Linked DNA regions of Homo sapiens: region 1 is linked to region 2. A link is a loop called in an ENCODE intact Hi-C map of the cell type or tissue named here. Cell type or tissue: breast epithelium. All regions are shown on one strand.

Region 1 (2,500 bases), 260 kb after region 2:
CCTCACGCCTTGTGAAGCAGAAGATCAACAGGTCAAACCATAGACTCGGAAGAAACAATAAACTGTAGTCGTTTTTAAATGACTGCATTTGGAGATTTGTTATGTAGCAATAGATAACTGAAACACCTCAATTCTAACTGAGTACAACTCTTCTGTGCAAGTGTGCAAATGTGGCATAGGTGCATTCCCAAAGCTGAATGAGGCTGGAGAAAACCACATGTTGACAGGTCTTTAAATCATGACCAAAACTTCAAGTAAAATCTTAGTACTATAGAATAATAATACCACATGTCCTGAGTTCATACAGTTATTTACCTATGCCATCTTTTTCTCAGTTTTTTTACCTTACCTCTTCCAAACTGCCAATATCCTATTCTCCATCGTCACTGTTAGCCTACGACTTTTGCTCCTTCTTTCACTGTTAAAATAGAAGCAATTAAAAGATGGTTTTCACAAGCTCCCTTCATATCTATTCATCTACCTGTACTGGAGGCCATCAACTCTGCTTTTCTTTCCACTACCACAGGCAAACTTTCCATGTTCTTATTTTGTGCCAACCCCTCCACTTTTGCATGAGATTTCCTTCTCTATCACTTCAGCCTCTCTCATCTCTGCTTCAGCATTTTTTCTCTCTCTCCTGGGTCATTCCATAAGGGGGAAAAAAATCTCCCATCTTAAAACTATCCTTCTCTTCATCCCACTTTCCCATCTAATCACTATCAATCACATGTCAGTACTCTCCTTTATAGCAAAATCTCTCAAAAAGGTTATCCAGAGTGTCTCCAATTTCTTTTCTCCTATTCTTCTCTAAATTCACTCTGATAAGTATTTTACTCCTAACCATTTCACCAATGCTCTTCATACAATCACCAATGACTTCCCTGTTGATAAACCCAAAAGCCAATTCTCAGTCCCTATTTTATTTGAACTTTCAGCAACATTCGACATAGTTGCGCACGTCCTTTTATTTAAATCACTTCCTTTATTTGGTATCCAGGACACATGCCCTTTTGGATGATTTCCATTATACCAGCCCCTGCTTGTAGTCCCCTTTACTGGTTCATCCTCATTTTCACAACATCAGAAGGTCATCCCATGACCTGGGTCCTTGGACCTCTCCTCTTTCATCCATTACTACATACTTGTAGATATTATCCAGTCTCATAACTTTAAAAATCATCTATATGCTGCTGTTGACTTCAAAGGTATATTTCTAGTTCTAATCTCTAAAGGACAAACTCATAACTGCTTACTCAATCATAGGTATATCAAATTTAACATGTCTAAAGTGAATGTTTTCCCTCTTCCACCACAACCTATTTCTCTCATTTTTTTCCGGGCTCAACTCTGTTCTGTACTGTTGCTCAGGCCACAAACCTTGGAGTCATCTTAGACTCTTTTCTTTCCCTCATACTACACATCTAGTCAATCAGCAATTACTGTTGACACTCTGTATTAAATGTGTTCAGAAGGTGGCCACTTGCCACTCCTCCACCATGGCTACCTTTGTCCAAGCCATCATCATCTTTGCATAGATTGTTGCCACAGCTTCCTCACTGGTCTTCCTACTTCCCTACAGTTGTTTTCAATACAGCAATCAAAGTGACCATTTGAAAATGTGAGTCAGGCATGTCACTCCACTGCTCAAAATCTCCAATGGCTCCCAACTTACTCAAGTTAGAACCCTTACACTGCTTACAGGGACTAGAAAGTCTGTACCCCCTCACCACCACCCTTCCTCTCTGACCTCACTCTCATTCCACTCCAGCCACTCTGGGTTTCTTGGCCTCTCCTGGCAGGAACTAGGGCTTTTGTACCTGCTTCCACCTAGAATGCTCTTTTTCTAAATATCTTTATGTCTTCTCCTTCAACTCTTTCAATACTCAAAAATGAACTTCCAGTAAAATTTTCCCAGATAACTTTTTCTAAAGTTTCCCAAGAAGTCTCTAATGCCCATTGCTATAGCAATTATACCATTTGTGTGTACATATAGGAAGCTCTTACTTCCTGTCTCCACTAATATGCAAGCTCCATGAAAGTAGGGATTTGTCTCTTTTTATTCACAGTTGTTCCATCATCAAGAACAGTGCCTAGCACATAATAGGTACTCAGAATATATATATATTTTTTTGGTGGGGGGATGGGGGGGAGAGGGACAGAGTCTCACTCCGTCACCCAGGCTGGAGTGCAGTGGTGCAATCTTGGCTCGCTGCAATCTCCACCTCATGGGTTCAAATGATTCTCCTGCCTCAGCCTCCAAAGTAGCTAGGCTACAAGCATGCACCACCACACCCAGCTAATTTTTTGTATTTTTAGTAGAAGTGGGGTTTCACTATTTTGGCCAGGCTGATCTCAAACTCCTGACCTCAGGTGATCCACCGGCCCTGGCCCCCCAAAGTGCTGGGATTAGAGGCGTGAATCACCACGCCCAGACTCAGAATATATTTCTTAATTGAATGGATGTAGCCTTAATAAAAATACAAATTCTAGAGCTACCAAT
Region 2 (2,500 bases):
AATAAACAGAAAGCAGTATGGTATATTAATTAAGGAACTGGGCTTTGGATTAAGAAAGCCCTAGCTCTGAATCCCTTCTCCACCAATTATTAGCTTTATGACCTTAGACAAGTTGCTTAAAACCCACTGAGCTTTATTATTCTCATATTTTACATCAAGTACTCAATAAGTAATAGCTAGTACTTTTAATAATAATTCACTGGGTGTAATGGACTTTGTTTTTCTACCTAGTGTCCATTTTTCCTTTTTTTTCTTTAAATAACATGATGATTTTCTCACCTCTCCCTCAATGTAATTTCCAAAGTTCTGAATCCTCCTCTCAGCAAGGGGTGAACATATGGCTAGAGCTGCCAACCAGTCTCTCTTTGCGGACTTGGAATCTTGAATGAATTGATACTCTGAAGAGATTGTCCATCGATTCCTGCCACCTGGACCTTTAGAGCTGCCTCAATTGCTGTCTTCCTTTAAACTTGATCATTTGACCACCTCCTGTTCTTCTTCTGCATCTAACATCTTCTTCTGCAAAAAGCTGAGCAGAGTAGGTTTTGTTTACAACTAAAGGAACCTACCTACTACATCTGGTCAACCTTCTCATGCCCACGTGGTTGATTTCTTTATCTTTGATTTACTCCAAGAAACCCATTCGATCGGTTATTCTGGTCCTAAACATTCCTCTTGAAAGTAATACAGTAGTCATCCTAGGCATCTCCTATATTGCCTAACATTTCATCATGAAGTGTATCCATTTTCTCCAAAGCATTTCTGTGCATATCTAAAGCCCATGTCATCTGTGGTAACCTCATGTATACCTGAGAATAATGCATCTTTCTTCCCCATGGTGTGGTGCACCTATGTGGCTGCTGTGTCTGTTTTCTAGACCCAACATGCCCAGATTTTTCATCTGCTCTCACAGAGTTTCATCTCCAAATCTTTTATTATATTGGATTCCCTCCTCTGAACTCTTTCCAGTTAGCTAGAAAGTACACCCTATCCAGTAATATCATATTATCCCAGACAGCACAGAGGTCACATCCTGTCCAGAAGGTAACTGTGTAGTCCCCAGGGCATGACATTTGTTCTTCATACCTGAGGTAGCTGTGAATGTTCTGGGTCTCCTGCCCAGGCATACTCAGAGCATGCCACAAGTGGGAAGGGGTTAGCAGACAGGTATCCACGTGTTCCAGGGAAGAGTCATTGCCTATTCTGAGCAGTGCTAATCAGTTCAATTTCTCTTTGTGTCTACTTTGAACTGCAGCCTTCTTTCAAACATAAGCACACCAAAGTGAGTGATAATTAACAATTATTCAGAGCTCATGATGTGCCAGGCACTGCACCAAATGCTTAATGTTTATGAACTCGTTTCATTCTTACCATATCCCTTTACACTAGGTTATTACCTTCACTTTACAAGTGAAGAAACAGTTATACTGGGTCTAGATTACATGGCTAGGAAATGAAGTAGCAGAAATTTGGATCCTGGATTTGACTGTGAAGCCCATGTCTTTAAATATAACATTGAATTGTTTAAACATTCAAGAGGAATGGACTAGAAAATGTTAGACAAAAATTAGAAAGGGCATGTGCATTTTTTTTAAAAGATAGAGTCTTATAATTCATGCAGCATGGCATAATGATTTCCTGGTTAAAAAAGAGTGAGAAATAACTTATGTATATTTCCTTTCCTAGAGATTAAAAATGAGTATTGCATATTGAGGGTTCTAAGAAATCCTGATATGAAGAAAGCTATTTAAGGCCACATTTTTTTTCTCTCTCTCTCTCACACACTCTCTCTCTTTTTTTTTTACAATTAGGACAGCTTTAATTTCTTTGTTTTGCTTTACTGCTTAGCTCGAATGCCCAGTACATTTTCCAGAACCTCTGATTCTAGGGGAAAGACATTTAGTTTTTAATTGTTAAATATCACATTGAGTAAAAGTTTTTTGTAAGTTTTCATTTATCAGGTGAAGAAAGTTTCTTTTTTTTTTTTCAGTTTGCTGAGAGTTTTTTTTTTTTTTTTTAAATACTTTAAGTTCTGGGATTCTTGTGTGGAATGTGCAGGTTAGTTACATGGTATACACGTGCTATGGTGGTATGCTGCACCCATCAACCGCTCATCTACATTAGGTATTTCTCCTAATGCTATCCCTCCCCTAGCTCCCCACCCCCTGACAGGCCCAGGTGTGTGATGTTCCCTTCCCTGTGTCCAAGTGTTCTCATTGTTCAATTCCCAACTATGAGTGAGAACATGTGGTGTTTGGTTTTCTGTTCCTGTGTTAGTTTGCTGAGAATGATGGTTTCCAGCTTCACCCATGTCCCTGCAAAGGACGTGAACTCATCCTTTTTTATGGCTGCATAGTATTCCATGATGTATATGTGTGAGGCCACATTCTCTAAATTTATTTTAACAGAGGAGACCTCTTTCTCACTGAGAGTACAAAAATATACCGTAGACTTAACTACTTGTTAGAATACTACACTGAATTATACATATAACACCTCA

The links. A loop is a pair of places that touch in the nucleus more often than their neighbours do. Peaks named below come from ENCODE experiments on the same cell type or tissue, not always from the same donor. Only the 100,000 strongest peaks of a DNase experiment are listed, where the experiment ranks them.
Region 1: it touches region 2 in a loop (6-fold over the local background); 3 of 110 quality-filtered maps call a loop at or near these places.

What each region holds. Positions count from the first base shown.
Region 1 is chr6:105,463,500-105,465,999 of GRCh38, reverse strand. All of the region lies in intron 1 of LOC105377921 (a long non-coding RNA gene), which reads right to left. Among named protein-coding and RNA genes, the nearest start is that of PREP, 62 kb to the right of the region's middle. In breast epithelium, no CTCF peak of the experiment used is centred here; no DNase peak of the experiment used is centred here.
Region 2 is chr6:105,725,728-105,728,227 of GRCh38, reverse strand. No RefSeq gene overlaps it. Among named protein-coding and RNA genes, the nearest start is that of LINC02836, 95 kb to the right of the region's middle. In breast epithelium, no CTCF peak of the experiment used is centred here; a DNase peak (open chromatin) is centred at 1,067.